2 separate regions of the Homo sapiens genome follow, and region 2 is linked to region 1. The links are chromatin loops, found by intact Hi-C in ENCODE. Cell type or tissue: ascending aorta. All regions are shown on one strand.

Region 1 (8,000 bases):
TCACAGATGAAGACACCGAGGCCCAGAGAGGTTAAGTGATTTACCTGAGGTCACCCAGCTAGTACAGGCAAGAGACAGAATTTGTAGGCAACACTTTTGACTCCCAAATTGTGCTCTTTCCAGCGCTCCACCCTCGGCGGGGGCTGGGAGGGAACAGTGGTGGGAGATGATGGGAGTTGGGGAATGTGACACCTCTTCCTTCCCTGAAGCTCTCTGAGGAGTAGACTGAGCTCTGTCTTATCTATTCAGGTATCAGGGATACATATGGAGGCTTCCTCTCTCCTTGAATTCTCCCTGACAAATCCTTGTTGGCTCCAACAAGAGGATCCCAGCAGGGGGTGGCACTGATTAGGCAGGCAGGGACCATTTCAGTGACTAACTCAGATTTAGAAATCTCAGCAGCCAAAAAGGCAAGAGAAATGCTTGGGAGAAGACAGGCTAAATTGGGGTATACTGAAGAAAACAGAGTCCATTCTAGCCCCTTACTGCTGGATGGAACCATAACCAACCATAGGAATAGAACATCCGGTCTCAGTTTCCTCATCTGTAAAAGGGGGATAATAACCTCACAGAACTATTGTGATGTTCAAATAAAATAAGAGAGGGTACGTGAAAGTGCTTTGTAACCAGGCATGCTGGCATGTGCCTGTATCACTAGTTACTTGACAAGCTGGGAGGTTGAGGCAGGAAGACCACTTGAGCCCAGGTGTTCAAGTTCAGCCTGGGAAACATAGCACGACCCCTATTTCTTAAAAAACAACAACAACAAAAGAGCGCTTTGTCAATTACTGGGAAAATGTGAGCAGTTATTTTAGTGTTAGAAGACTAACAAGGACCATTGCCTGCAAAGCTAGTGATCCCTGTTCTAGTGCTGATCCCTGGGAGAAAGTGATGGCAGAGGACATGCAGGAGCCCAGGACCCACTCAAATCCATTGGGAAATCTCTCCTCCCACTCATTCATCCAACTATCCAACCATCCATTCAACCATCTATACTTCCTTTCCATCTATTCTACCTATTCATCCATCCACCCTCCTCTCCATCCATCCACCTATCCATCTCTCCACCCACCCACCTACTTATTTATCTACCCTCTTCATCCATTCATCCCATCACATCCATCCATCCTTCATCTACCCACCCACCCTCCTCTGCATCCATCTACCTATCCATCTCTCTACCTACCCACCTACTTATTTATCTACTCTCTTCCATCCATCCATCCATCCATCCATCCATCCTTCATCTACCCTTCATCCGCCCACCCACCAAGTGTCTGCTATGGGCCACCTCGTCCTGGGTGCTGTGGATCAGTGACAAACAGGGAAGATAGGGTAACTGCACTCACAAAGCTTCCATTCCACTTTCCTTAGCCTTTCCTATAAAGTAAATGACAACTTATCAATGTAAGGTCTAGCCAAGAGATAGGGTAGTGGGAGGTGGAGTGGTGGGTAAAAGAGTCCACTGAGGAATCTGGTTTTTTGATGGGGAGCCAAAAAGCCCTATGAAGGTAGAGCTATTTCTATTTCAGAAGCCTCCAGCTGCACCAAGTTGCAAGCTGAGGGCAAGGCAGAGGCCTCTGATCCTACAGATGGGCTGGTAAAAGCAGGAAGGGGAGGGATGGCCCCGTGCAGAGACCATAAACTTGTGACCTTGAGCCCTCAGACAGTTTTCTAACCACACATGCAAAAATATGCAGGTATATCCCACAGCGTCCTAGAAATGGATGCTGTTTGGATGCAAATGAGCTCACCACCCTGGAGGTGTGTCAACATGCTGGACAGCCACCTGTCAGAAAGGGAGTTGTCAAGAGACTGCAGCTCAGGCACTCGCTTCCAACATTATGATTCAGGGAGTCAGGGCAGCTGTTTTCCCATTACAGACACACACACACAGACACAGCGAACACATACCACCTACTCCTGCCTGGCAGCTGGCTCCAGGCCCAACTCCTTCTTCCCTTCCTGCCATCCCAGGTGCTGGTGAATAGCCTGCAGGGGTACCCAGCCTGGAGACAGTGGTCTGGCAGAAGCCACAGATCAGAGAGGGCTGTGTGGTCACTGGCTCTTGCCCTAGACAAAGTGCTGGGTTCTGCAGTGCCCCAGTGCTGGGCTTCCTGGAGGGCCTCATCTGATGCCCACATGGGAGAATCCTAGGTAGGCTCGAGGTATAGCCTTCAGCCAGGTCATGCTTTGAGGAGAGAGATCTGGGATCACACTGGGCCTGCCAGCTGAGGGACCCTGGGCAAGTCATATCACTTCTGTAAGCCCCTGTTTCTGCTTCTATTCAATGAGTTTTATACTCATCTTACAACATTGGTTTTTTGGTTGTTTTTAGTAAGAGACAGGGGTCTTGCTCTGTTGCCCAGGATGGAATGTAGTGGTGCAATCATCGCTCACTGCAGCCTTGAACTCCTGGGCTCAAGCCATCCTCCCACCTTGGCCTCCCAAAGTGCTGGGGTTACAGGTCACTGCACCCGGCCTACACTGTTTTTTGTTTTGTTTTTGTTTTTTGAGATGGAGTCTCGCTCTGTTGCCCAGGCTGGAATACATTGGCGTGATCTCAGCTCACTGCAACCTCCACCTCCCTGGTTCAAGCAATTTTCCTGCCTCAGCTTCCCAAGTAGCTGGGATTACAGGCACCCACCACCATCCCCGGCTAATTTTTATATTTTTAGTAGAGATGGGGTTTTGCCATGTTGGCCAGGCTGTTCTTGAACTCCTGACCTCAAGTGATCCTCCTCCCTTGACCTCCCAAAGTGTTGGGATTATAGGCGTGAGCCAGCGTGCCTGGCCCTACACTGGTTTTAATGGGCAATACGTGGCCTGTGACACCTAGCAAGTGCTCAGTGAAAGGTGGAAATGATGACTCCTTGACCTTACTCTGGGCTTGCTGGAGCTGGGTGTGGCAGCAACTGGGGTGGGGGAGTAGGTTAGTGGGCCCTGGAAGAACCTGCCTATGGATTTGGCAAACTTACAGCCACCCAGGGCTTTGAGTGGCTTTGAGCCACTCAGGGCTCTGTATACTCCCACTGGCTCATTCCCATTTCTGAGGAGGGGACTCTTGTGAGTCCCATTTTAGGGAAGGAAGCTAAGTAACCCGATAGGGGCCACACTGCTAAGAAGTGCTGGAACTCAGGTTCAAAGTCAGGATTGCTTCCAAATCCAAACCTCCCATAATGTTATCTATGCCGGTAGGTGCTCATGGGTTAACAGGTCGCCTCTTCCTGGCAACTTTTAACCAGATCTCCTGGATATAATGGCTGAAGCCAGTGTTTTTCAAACTGTGGATCCCTGGAGGTTCAGGGTAGGCAGTGCTAAAGGCTCTGGCTTTTTACCAGCATCCCTAAGTCAGGATGCCTCCATTTCTACTTGCCTTAAAAAATAAAAAAATAAAATCATGGCCGGGCACGGTGGCTCACACCTGTAATCCTAGCACTTTGGGATTACATCCTTGAATTCTCCCTGACAAATCCCTGTTGGGAATTTGGGAGGCCGAGGCGGGCGGATCACAAGGTCAGGAGTTCGAGACCAGCCTGGCCAACATAGTGAAACCCCATCTCTACTAAAAATACAAAAAATTAGCCGGGCGTGGTGGCGGGTGCCTGTAGTCTCAGCTACTCGGGAGGCTGAGGCAGGAGAATCACCTGAACCCAGGAGGTGGAGGTTGCAGTGAGCCAAGATCGCGCTACTGCACTCCAGCCCGGGTGACAGAGTGAGACTCTGTCTCAAAAAAACAAACAAACAAACAAAAATCATTATTAAATCTTAGCCTTTGAAACAAAATAATGGGAAAATGGCTCTACTGTGACAAAAGTAGAGGAAAAAAAAGGAAAAAATAGTAACAACCTAAGGTTCACACTAAAAGAAATGATGATATAGTGGTCCCAAGCCCCAATGATTAGTCTCCTGGAGAGATATTTAAGGATTTCAGGGGAGAGAAGGGGGCTCTGAGGGTCTTCCTCATTATCTACTGGGCCAGACTGAACTGGTGCCAAGTGGGAGGTGGAGAGCTCTGGAGTTGTCAGGGTGGGGCTGGACGCATCCTGCCTGGAACTGGCATAACCACAGGCATTGGCCAGAGTGGCCCATGGCCTTTTTGCCTTTGCATTTATTTATTTTTTGAGATCGGGTCTTGCTCTCTCACCCAGGCTGCAGTGCGGTGGTGCAATCACAGCTCACTGCAGCCTTGACCTCCAGGGTTCAAGTGATCCTCCTGCCTCAGCCTCTCAAGTAGCTAGGACCATACATGTGCACTACTATGCTTGGGTAATTTTTTATTTTTTGCATAGATGGAGTCTGAATATGTTGCCCAGGATACTCTCAAACTCCTGGGCTCAGGCGATCCTCCTGCCTTGGCTTCCAAGAATGCTGGAGTTACAGGCGTGAGCCACCATGCCTGGCTTTCTTTTGCTTTTAATAATAATGGTGGATACGTGTTAATCCCTTAGTAGAGGCCAGGCATTGTGCTACCCTATGCTAAGCAGTTAACTTGCATTCTCTTATTTAATCCTAACAACCCCCAGGAAGGAGGCACACTTTTTCCTCCATTTTTCAAATAAAAGACTTAAGGGTCAGAGACTTTAGGTGTTCAGCCTGAAGTCTTAAGGGACTTGAGGGAGGAAGGGTTTGTTATTCCTCTAGGTGCTGGTTGCTCTAACCTGAATGCTGAGTCGTGACCACTAGGTGGCGATAGAGCCTCGCAGTAACAAAAAGTTCCTGGGATTTCGGGTAGGCAGCAAGCGGAGACCTCAGGCCCCACTGCAGCAACCCCCTACTCCTGTAGCACAGCCCACACTCTCTCGGCTCTGTCTTTCATGTCCCGGAGCCAGCACGGTGGGAGAGCTGGTTTGGGTGGAAAACTGACCCGGATTTAAATCCTAGCTCTGCCACTTACTGGGCTTCTAATATGAGGCTTCTCATCCCTAAAACAGGAGTGAGGATCCAATGAGACAAAGACCTTGGCAGTGGACAGGATTGTAGAAATCAAGACTCAGAGAGCATGCACTGCATTGCATTCAAAGAGCACACCCACGCGGTGTTTTAAAATGGCCAACACTCAAAAACTTAGATATCTCACATAGAAACCCCGGTGGTCCCGCTTCTCTTGATAATCTATATTCCCACATGGCAGTGTCTGCTGGAGCTGAGGTCAGCCACTCCTTTGGATGGGGCTCCACCCTTTAGGCTACTGTAGCCCCCACCACTCCCTATGGGGACTCCAGCCCATTTTCCCCATGTCTGTTACCTATGTGGCCATTTGGCCTTGCTGGCATGTGAGTCTGGCCTTCTCACAAGTCTCAGTGCCAAGGAACAGTGAAGTCTGTCCCCATTCTGGGGCAAGGAGGGGCTCAGGTGGGCTTCTCTGTGTATTTGCCCTGGGGCCTGGAATAGAATCTTCATGTGCCCTCATCACCATTTGTGATTATGGCTGTGCAGATGAACAACATCAGGCATGGACAGAATGGAGACCATGGAATCTAGCCTGCAGGTCCCTGCTGGGAACCCAGGCTGACATCCTCACTCTGAAGCTGGTCAGTGGGCCTTAGTGAGCCAAAAGCTGGTGGCTGCCAACTCCCCCAGTTAGAATAGCTTTGGCTGGGCTCCCTGACTCTGGCCCTGAGGCCAAGGTGGCCTTCCTGGGTGGCTAGAGGTTATTGTACTGATGCTGAGGAGGAGATCTCATTTTTTGTGGTTGGACTGGCCTCCTGGCCCCCTCGGCTGCTGGTCAGCTCAGGCTGTGCCCTCCATTAACCCCAGCCCTCCCACATGGCTTCCATGCAGGCTGATGGGGCCTCCTCCTCCCCAGGGCTTCCTCGCTGCTCAGCCTGAGAAAATGATTCTGAGGCACAGGTCATGTCTCAGCTCAAACACCACCTCCTCCTCCAAGGTCCTCCAAGCAAAAATATTTGCTCCTGGTGGGCACAGTGGCTCACACCTGTAATCCCAGCACTTTGCGAGGCCAAGGTGGGCAGACTGCTTCAGCCCAGGAGTTCAAGACCAGCCTGAGCAACATGATGAAACCCTGTCTCTTCCAGAAAAAAACAAAAATTAGACGTTGTGATGCACACCTGCAGTCCCAGCTACTCAGGAGGCTGAGGTAGGAGGATCACTTGAGGCTGGGAGGTGGAGGTTGCAGGGAGCTGTGATCATGCCACAGCACTCCAACCTGGGTGACACAGTGAGACACTGTCTCCAAGAAAACCCAAAAAACAAAAAAACTTTGCTTCATCATTGGTGTTCCTGTAGCATGACACCAGTGTCTCCAGTGAGAATGATTTGATTTTGCTGTGGAACCACTGCTTGTTGATATGTGTGTCTTCCTCCCTGGACTGTGTTTGTTTAGCTCTGTGGCCCCTGCACCTAGCCCAGGGTCTGGCCCAAACATGGGGCCTGGTAGATGTGGAATGAGTGAGAGTGTACTAATGGCAACAGAAACAGGGCTGCCTCAGGGAAAAGTGTTTGGAAGCAAAATCATTTTAATCTGGAATTGCTAGAGCCTTGGGCCCCTGAGGATTGGAAACTGAATGAAGGGTACTAAAGATCTGTTACAGGCTCAGCATGAAGATCTAGGCCAGGAGTGCCAGGGCATCCTTAGCTTGGTTTCCCTGTGGCTAAGACAGAGCCTGGTGTCTCTCCAGGGCCACCTACCTGCTCAAACTCAGGGCTCCCTGACAGCAGCTTCTGGACAGCAATTCTCTGACTTTCCATTTCATAACTCAGCACAGTGCTGCGACACTCCTACCACCCACACCAGCCTTCTACCAAATCACCAGCCCTGACAGCTAACGTCAGCAGAGGGCAAAGGCTGGGCTCTGTTTGGGAAGGCCCCCAGCTCAGGGCAGGGCTCAGCTGCTTCTGGAAGCCTGGCTTTCACCTTCTGTCCTTGACATGTCTGCGTAAAGGCTTAATCTGCCAAGCACTTCCTCCAGTGTTATTTCAACCCTCAGTGACTGCCCTAAGAGGTACATCCTGCTATTGCTCACATTACATGGGAAGGGGGAGGGGGAAAAACTGAGGCACAAAGAGGCTGAATCACTTGTTCACATCTGGATTTATGTGATAGCAAATGCTTCACAGGCTGCCCTGGCCCTGCCTCCTTGGCTCTCTGTCCTCTCCACTTGGCCAGGACCTGTGGCTCCAGGGACACAGATGTTAGGCGGCCCAGGCTCTAGGGAGACCACCAGGGTGAGCTCTTTCTTCTGGTGTCCACTGTGCCCAACTGTCCTAACCTGCCTGGTCTTTATCCACCTTCCACTGGGAGCCTCTTGCTCTGGTCAACACCCTTTTCTTTGCTCCTCATCTGTCTTTGCTGACCTCCCAGCATGCCTTGCCCACCTGTTCTCTCTGCTCTCACAAGTTCTTCCCTTTCTTCAAGGCCCAACTCAGACTGCTCTTTCTGCAGGAAGTTTTCCTTTGGAAACTGGTGTTTCCTAGACTTGTGCATTAGAATTACCTGGAAGGATCTCTGAAGCACAGGTGTGTTGGGGCCAACCCCTAGGGTTTTGGATTCAGTAGTTCTGGGGTAGAGTCTGAAAATGTGTATTTCTATCATGTCTGTAGGTGATGCTGGTGCTGCTGCCTTGGGGACCACGCTTTGAGAACCACTGGTTTTAACCAATGGCTTTCAAATTGGGTTTGTTGGATGATTTATCAGGGGCCTTGACAACAGTGTGTGTGGAGGGGGGATCTTTGCTTCAACACTGCAGGGCGGTTTTGCTTCTAAGTATTTACAATTCTTAAGTTTAATATAAGATTTTAATGGAAGAAAAGATTTAGTTAGCAGGGGGAAGAAAGTCTGAAAGTTGCAGCTCTTCACCAATCCCTATGAAATGTGCTCTTGCCTCTGAGGGGACAGTGTGGCCTCTCTTTTGTACTGTGGTTTCCCTAAGGTTTGGCTCTCCTTCTACTGGTAGTTTGACATGATTTTAGGTGTAACACAGACATTTTTAACTTTTAGTAGTCATTTTTATTACTATTATAAAAATATTTATAACTAA
Region 2 (8,000 bases), 63 kb after region 1:
ATATGCACACTGCCAGCCTGCTTCCCACAGTGTTCTCAGACCCCGCATCCTAATACAAATCCTTTCTTCCAATAGTTGTGCCTGGAGCTATGTCATCCTTCCCCCCTCTTTTCCTTGGGATATCAAGTTATAGGACAACAAATCCATGCTCATTGTCCTTAGACCAAAAATATATGTCTAAACATCATGGATATTAACCAGGGGTAGATATGGGGGAAAGCTGTTCACCAGCACTGGATTCTGCATTTCTTCTCTAACCGTTATGAAGATGTAGGCTTTGCAGAGTTTGTTTCCAGAACCAGGAAACCTGATGTTTGTAAACATTTCCATAAATGGAAGCAAGCAGATTTTTAGGTTTCAGTTCTAAAATAGTGAGGTAAGCATGAATTTAAAAGGACAGTTGCATGGCAATAATTGTACTTTCTGAAGGCAGTGAGGCCCTACCTTCACAGAGAGTATTCTGGTGACTTTGAGGGCTGAGATGTCCTGTATTTGCTTCTGTCCTGCTTTCCATAAGATTCTGTAAGCTTGCCTTTTAAATTAGGAACTTCGTGCTGACTTAGAGCAGTTATCTCTCTCTATCCATTGCCCACCAATATGTAATGACCAGAGTGGTTCTCAAAGTGTCATCCATAGACCCCGGGGGTCCCTGAGGCTTTTTCAGGGGTCTATGAGGCCAAAACTATATTTACAATAAGGTTAAAATGTTATTTTCCTTTTGCCCTGTGTTGACATTTGCACTGATGGTACAAAATTAGTGGAGGGTAAAACTGCTGGCACCTCAGCATGAATCAGGACATCGCTACCAAATGAAACTGGTGGTCACTGTATTCTTCACCTCTGTGCACTTGCAGGTTTTACCAAAACCAGGAATGCCCTTGATGAAGTACCAAGAATTATTGTTTGTATTAACATTCAACTCTTGAGCACACATTCCTTTAATGTCCCGTATGACAAAATGGGAGATGTACACACACAGCATGTTGGTTGTCTAGAGAAAAGTACCTGTGTAATTGAGTTGCAAGCTGAACTAGCTGGCTTTTACATTTTTTCATGGAACACTGTTTTTACCTAAAAGAAAGACTGGCAAACTCATTATTCAGACATGGCTATTTAGTAGATAATTTCTTGAAAATGAACAAAGTAAGCCCATCACTTTAAAAAAAGCAACTCACAGGCTGGGCACGGTGGCTCATGCCTGTAATCCCAGCACTTTGGGAGGCCGAGGCAGGTGGATCACAAGGTCAGGAGATCGAGACCATCCTGGCTAATACGGTGAAACCCCGTCTCTACTAAAAATACAAAAAATTAGCCGGGCGCGGTGGCGGGCGCCTGTAGTCCCAGCTGCTGGGGAGGTTGAGGCAGGAGAATGGCGTGAACCCAGGAGGCGGGGCTTGCAGTGAGCCGAGATGGCGCCACTGCAGTCTGGCCTGGGTGAAAGAGCAAGACTCCATCTCAAAAAAAAAAAAAAAAAAAAGCAGCTCACAGTATTTGTTGCCAATGATAAATTCGTGCTTCCAAGTAAAAATTAAAATTTTGGAAAACTTTTCACTGCCACATTGAGCTTAACAACTTTCCCTCACTTAAAGACTTTTCTGATGAGATCAGCGGTGATATCAAAGGACATTATTTAAAAAATATATTGTATAATGAAATGTGTTAGCATTTGGAAGATCTGCATAACTCAGTGAACCGATATTTTTCCATTGACCAACACATGATATTACAAGATCGTGCATGGGGAAAGTTCCATTCAAAGCGTAAGACAGATCGGTAGAGTTATGTAACAGAGGACCAAAGGTTCACTGGTACAAGTGCAGTTCCACACTACAACTAGCCTTTAAGAAAATGCCACTTGTTGAGCTTTGGTCTTAATCAAAGAAGAACACCCATAATTACCTGAAAAGACTATTAAAGTATTCCTCGCTTTTTCTTTCTTTTTATTCTTTTTTTTTTTTTTGAGATAGAGTCTCACTCTGTCACCCAGGCTGGAGTGCAACGGCGCAATCTCAGCTCACCACAACCTCTGCCTCCCAGCTTCAAGTGATTCTCCTGCCTCACCCTCCCAGCTTCAAGTGATTCTCCTGCCTCACCCTCCCAAGTAGCTGGGATTACAGGCGCCCACAACCACGTCTGGCAAATTTTGTATTTTTAGTAGGGACGGGGTTTCTCCATTTTGGTCAGGCTGGTCTCGACCTCAGCTGATCCACCCACCTCGGCCTCCCAAAGTGCTGGGATTACAGGCGTGAGCCACCGCACCCGGCTCCTCCCTTTTCAAATACATTTCTGTGTGAAGCCAAATTTCTTATCCTTCATCCAAAAAGCATACCACAACAAAGTGAATGGTGAAGCAGATATGAAAATTGAGCTGTCTTCTAGGAAGCTAGATATTAAAAAGATTTGCAAAAATATAAAACAATGAAACTCTTCTCACCTGCATTTCTTTTGGTTTGTCTTAAAAATGTGCTTTTTATATAAACATGTCATGGGTATATAATTGTTACTTTTAAATGGAATTAATGCATATTTTAACATTTTCTCAGTGTTAGTAATATGATCAATATCAATAGCTATAACCCACATAAACACAGGTTCTTGGAGTCCTGGATGCTTCTGAAAAGCATAAAGGAGTCCTGAGACCTAAACATTTAAGAGCCTCTGGTGGAATGGGCATGAGCACAGGATTTGGGGTCAGACAAAGAGGGCAACTGGTACTGTAGCCCTACTTCAAAGAGCACTTGCAAGACTGAATGTGAGAATGAGGCTCAGTTTGGCTTGACTCACCCAGGGTAGAACTGAAAGGAGACTGTGAGAGAAGGGCCAGTGAGGGTTAATAGAGAGCTGACTGGAGAAAAAAATCACCTCCTGCTCAGATGGCATTGCTGGGGTCTTGCATGCTTGCAACAGCCTCTCACACTCTGCCCTTTAGAGAAATGCTGGGCAACTTTGTTTTTGTTTTTTCTTGGTGAATTAAACTTAATTTTGTTTTGTAAGCTGGCAGCTCTGCCTGAGATAACTAATGAGACCCAAGGGAGCTGAAAAGCTTGCATTGGAAACCCTGGATCTGGACTCAGCCAATGTCTCTGAACCAGAGGCTCCCAGCCATAATTCTCCAGGTCTGCCAGCTTTCACTTTCTTTGACACTCATTCTCCTGCTTACCCCCAACCCTCCACCCCAGGAAGACGGTTTGGGGAAAGAAGTGAGGGCTGCCTTCCTCGGTGCACTTTGGAAGCCATGCCTGGCCAAGGGAAGTGATACCATTTCCAAATCAGAAAATCAGGTCTCCTCCCAAAGTGCTGAAGTTTACTTTATAATTGCAGCCAATTATCTTTGTTATTTCAGTTTTCGTTCCATGAGCTTTGGGGAAAAGCATTCACGGGCTATCGTCATGGCATTTCTGTCCTTTGACATGTGTCACTTGGCACTCAATTGGCCCAGGAAGGAGAGTATAACTGGGTCATTCTCTGCAGCCCCGTCCCATGGCACAGCCCGGTCCAAGGGAAGGGCAGGAAGCTCACTGCACGTGGGGGCATTTTTGTACACAGAACTTCCAGGGCATGACCCCAGCTCAAACTCACGGTGGACATGAACTTTTTAGCAACTGTCAAGACCTCCCTTCCTTCCCCTGGGCTGGCAGCCCTAGTTTCAGTTTTTCTGAGCATTGGGAAATGCCTGGAGCCACAACACACACTCAAGAATCCATGTGCCTCCAGGCACGGAGGCTCATGCCTGTAATCCCAGCACTTTGGGAGGCCGAGGCGGGCGGATCACGAGGTCAGGAGATTGAGACCATCCTGGCTAACATGGTGAAACCCCGTCTCTACTAAAAAATACAAAAAATTAGCTGGGCATGGTGGCGGGCACCTGTAGTCCCAGCTACTCGGGAGGCTGAGGCAGGAAAATGGTGTGAACCCGGGAGGCAGAGCTTGCAGTAAGCCGAGATCACACCACTGCATTCCAGCACTCCAGCCTGGGCGACAGAGCAAGACTCGGTCTCAAAAAAAAAAAAAAAAAAGAAGACAAGACAGATTCAGAGAGGAATGCCTGCTACGGGTTAGTTGCTGTGCTTAACTCTGGAGGGGGAAAGAAAACAAACAGTGAATGAGACACAATTGCTGCTCTCAGGGAGCTCTTGGTCTAGAAGGGGAAATAAGTAAATAAGCAACTACAACACAAGGCGATACCTGAGAGAAGAGCCATGGGGATACAAGTGAGAGGCACCTAACCCAGTCTTAGCCACCCAAAAGGCTTTCTGAAAGGAAGGTTAATAATCAGCACTGACATTCATCAAACCGTGACTATGTGCTGCACAAAGGGCTAAGTGCTTTAGTTATGTTATCTTAGTCACCCTCTGCCTTGTGAAGGATATACCGCTGTTATCCCCATTTCACAGATCAGTAAATAGAGGTTGAATGAGATTAAGTAACTTGCCCAAAGTGATGCAATCAGTAGGTAGTAAAGTTGGAATTTAAACCCAAGACTATTTGTTTTCAGAATCACTCCTCTTAACTTGTGCTTCCAGGACTGAGACTGAGAAACCAGAGGGGGTTACCTAAGTAGGGATGGGAGTGAAGAACATTCTAGGCCGGGAGAATATAAATGCCCTGGACAGAGGCCCTGAAGTCAGGAAAGGCATATGCACTGGGGGAATCACAAGAAGCTACAGGTGTGGCTGCAATGTGGCTTCTGGGGGCAGGAGTGGGAAGAGATGCTGCTGAGTAGCCCCAAGGCACAGGCAGAACCAAGGCTGGGACTCACCTCTGGGCTCCTAGCCCAGTGCTCTTTCTACCACATTCTACCTGCTTCCCCATCGCAGGCTAGCATGTTTTTATCTGCACCCATTTCAGACTGGAGGGAGCTGGCCTATGTAAAAATGAGGCATTTTCTTCCTCACCCAGAGAGGCCTCTGATGGGAATTGAGGAGTGGGGTGAAATGGAAGATGCAGAGAGAAAGGGGACAGGTGCTGACCGCTCTGCCAAGATGCAATGTCTCCTCTGCAGTCCTGGAATCAGGTCACAGGACTCACCACGGCCTTTGAGACATACCAGCTGCACACTTTCAGGCTTCTACTCTATGTGGGTAACTCCCAGGGGACTGGCCCCAAAATCCACTCAAAAACATAGAGGAGGAGTCATGACAGTGATAACAATCATCATAGCTAATGTGACTGAGTGCTTCTGAACCACTGGCATCTGGTCTTTTAATGCTTACAGCTAGCTTATGAAGTGGTATATTAGCTTTCCTCCTGGGCAAAGAGGAAGAAAATCAGTTCAAACCACCTTAAGCATAAAGAGAATTTATCAACTCAGATAACTGAAGAAGGCACTGGAAGATACCGGGCTCTAGGGCTGGATGCAGGTACTGCAATGATACTGTCAGAATGTGTCTGTTATCCCAGCACTTTGGGAGGCTGAGGTGGGCAGATCCCAAGGTCAAGAGATCGAGACTATCCTGGCCAACAGGGTGAAACACCATCTCTACTAAAAAAAAAATACAAAAATTAGCTGAGCGTGGTGGCATGCGCCTGTAGTCCCAGCTACCGGAGAGGCTAAGCCAGGAAAATGGCATGAACCCTGGAGGTTCACGCCATGTGCTAGTCTAAGAAACTGGCATGTTCAGGTTCTGTCCCCAAAAGCATTATTAGAAGGGCAGATCAAAGCAACTCTGGAGGAGTCTGGGTCGCGTTCTGTCACTTACATCTGAGGGTACTGCGTACCTTGTTTTATTGCACTTTGCTTTATTGCACTTTGTAGATATTGCGTTTTTTAAAAATTGAAGGTTTATGGCAACCCCGCCACAAGCAAGTCTATTAGTGCCATTTTTCCAACAGCATATCTGACTTCATGTCTCTGTGTTACATTTTGGTAATTCTCACAATATTTAAAACTTTTTCATTATTATAATACTTTTATGGTGATCTGTGATCAGTGATCTTTGATGTCTCTATTGTAATTGTTTTGAGGCACCACGAACCATGCCCATCAAAGATGATGAATTTAATTGATAAATGTTGTGTGTGCTCTGACTGCTTTACCAACTAGCTGTTCCCTGTCTCCCTCTCCTCGGACCTCCCTATTTCCGGAGACAAAGTACAATATTGAAATTGGGCCAACTAATAACCCTACAACGGCCTCTAAGAATCACACATCTCTCACTTTAAATCAAAAGATAGAAATGATGAAGTTTAGTGAGGAAGACATATCAAAAACGAAGACGGATCAAAGCTAGGCCTCTTGGACCAAATAGCCAAATTGTGAACGCAAATAAAAAGTTCTTGAAGAAAATTAAAAGTGCTAGTCCAATATACACATGAATCATGAGAAAGACTTATTGCTGACATGCAAAAACTTTTAGCGGTCTGGATAGAAAAATCAAACCAGCTAAACATTCCCTCAAGCCAAAGCCTAATCCAGAGCAAGGCCCTAACTCTCCTTAATTCCGTGAAGGCTGACAGAGGTGAGAAAACTGCAGAAGAAAAGTTTGAAGCTAGCAATAGTTGGTTCATGAGGTTTAAGAAAAGAAGCCGGCTGGGCGCAGCGGCTCACACATGTAATCCCAGCACTCTGGGAATCCGGGGCGGGTGGATCATAAGGTCAGGAGATCGAGACCATCCTGGCTAACATGGTGTAACCCTGTCTCCACTAAAAATACAAAAAATTAGCCGGGCGTGGTGGCGGGCTCCTGTAGTCCCAGCTAAGGGGGAGGCTGAGGCAGGAGAATGGCATTAACCCAGGAGGTGGAGCTTGCAGTGAGCCGAGATTGCGCCACGGCACTCCAGCCTGGGTGAAAGAGCGAGACTCCATCTCAAAACAAAACGAAACAAAACAAAAGAAGCTATCTTCATAACAGGAAAGTGTAAAGTAAAGCAGCAAGTGCTGACGGAGAAGCTGTAGCAAGTTATCCAGATGATCTAGCTAAGATAATTGATGAAGGTGGCCACATTAAACAACAGATCTTCCGTGGAGACAAAATAGCCTTTTATTAAAAGAAGTAGCCATCTAAGACTTTCACAGATAGAGAGGAGAAGTCAATGCCTGGTTTCAAAGCTTCAAAGGGCAGGCTGACTTTCTTGTTAGGGGCCACTGCTGATGGTGACTTGAAGTTGAAGCCAATACTCATTTACCGTTCTGAAAATCCTAGGGCTTTTATTATGCTAAATCTACTCTGCCTGTGCTGTAGAAATATAGCAACAAAGACTGGATGATGGCATGTCTGTTTATGGCATATTTTGCTGAATATTTTAAGCCCATCGTTGAGACCTGCTGCACAAACATAAAGATTTCTTTCAAAATATTACTGCTCACTGACAATGTACCTGGTCATCTAAGAGCTCTCATGGAGATGTACACACAGATTAATGTTGTTTTCATGTCTGCTAACATAACATCCATTCTGCAGCCCATGGATCAAGGAGTAATTTCAACTTTCAAGTCTTATTATTTAAGAAATATATTTTGTAAGGCCATAACTGCCATAGATGGTGATTCCTCTGATGGATTTGGGCAAAGTAAACTGAAAAGCTTTTGGAAAGGATTCACTGTTCTAGATGCCATTTGAACATTTGTGATTCATGGTAGGAGGTCAAAATAGCAACATTAATAGGAGTTTGGAAGAAGTTGACTCCAACCATATGGATGACCTTGAGGGGTTCAAGACTTCAGTGGAGGAAGTAGCTGCAGATATGGTGAAAATAGTGAGAACTAGAATTAGAAGTGGAGCCTGAAGATGTGACTGAATTGCTGCAATCTCAGGCTAAAACTTGAGCAGATAAGGAGTTGCTTCTTATAGATGAGGAAAGAAATTGGTTTCTTGAAATGGAATCTACTTTTGGTGAAGATGCTGTGAACGTTGTTGAAATGACAACAAAGGATTTAGAATATTATATAACCTCAGTTGATAAAGTAGTAGCAGGATTTGAGAGGACTGACTCCAATTTTTTTTTTTTTTGAGACAGAGTCTCACTTTATTGCCCAAGCTGGAGTGCAGTGGCACGATCTT

The links. A loop is a pair of places that touch in the nucleus more often than their neighbours do. Peaks named below come from ENCODE experiments on the same cell type or tissue, not always from the same donor. Only the 100,000 strongest peaks of a DNase experiment are listed, where the experiment ranks them.
Region 2: it touches region 1 in a loop (2.5-fold over the local background); 2 of 110 quality-filtered maps call a loop at or near these places.

The regions. Positions count from the first base shown.
Region 1 is chr5:168,674,953-168,682,952 of GRCh38, forward strand. The region is part of intron 32 of SLIT3 (slit guidance ligand 3); the gene reads right to left. Among named protein-coding and RNA genes, the nearest start is that of SLIT3-AS2, 28 kb to the right of the region's middle. In ascending aorta, a CTCF peak has its summit at 4,682 (motif pointing right); DNase peaks (open chromatin) are centred at 4,709 and 6,939; H3K27ac peaks cover 2,570 bases.
Region 2 is chr5:168,737,481-168,745,480 of GRCh38, forward strand. The region is part of intron 20 of SLIT3 (slit guidance ligand 3); the gene reads right to left. Among named protein-coding and RNA genes, the nearest start is that of MIR218-2, 27 kb to the right of the region's middle. In ascending aorta, no CTCF peak of the experiment used is centred here; a DNase peak (open chromatin) is centred at 3,541; H3K4me3 peaks cover 1,134 bases; H3K27ac peaks cover 1,555 bases.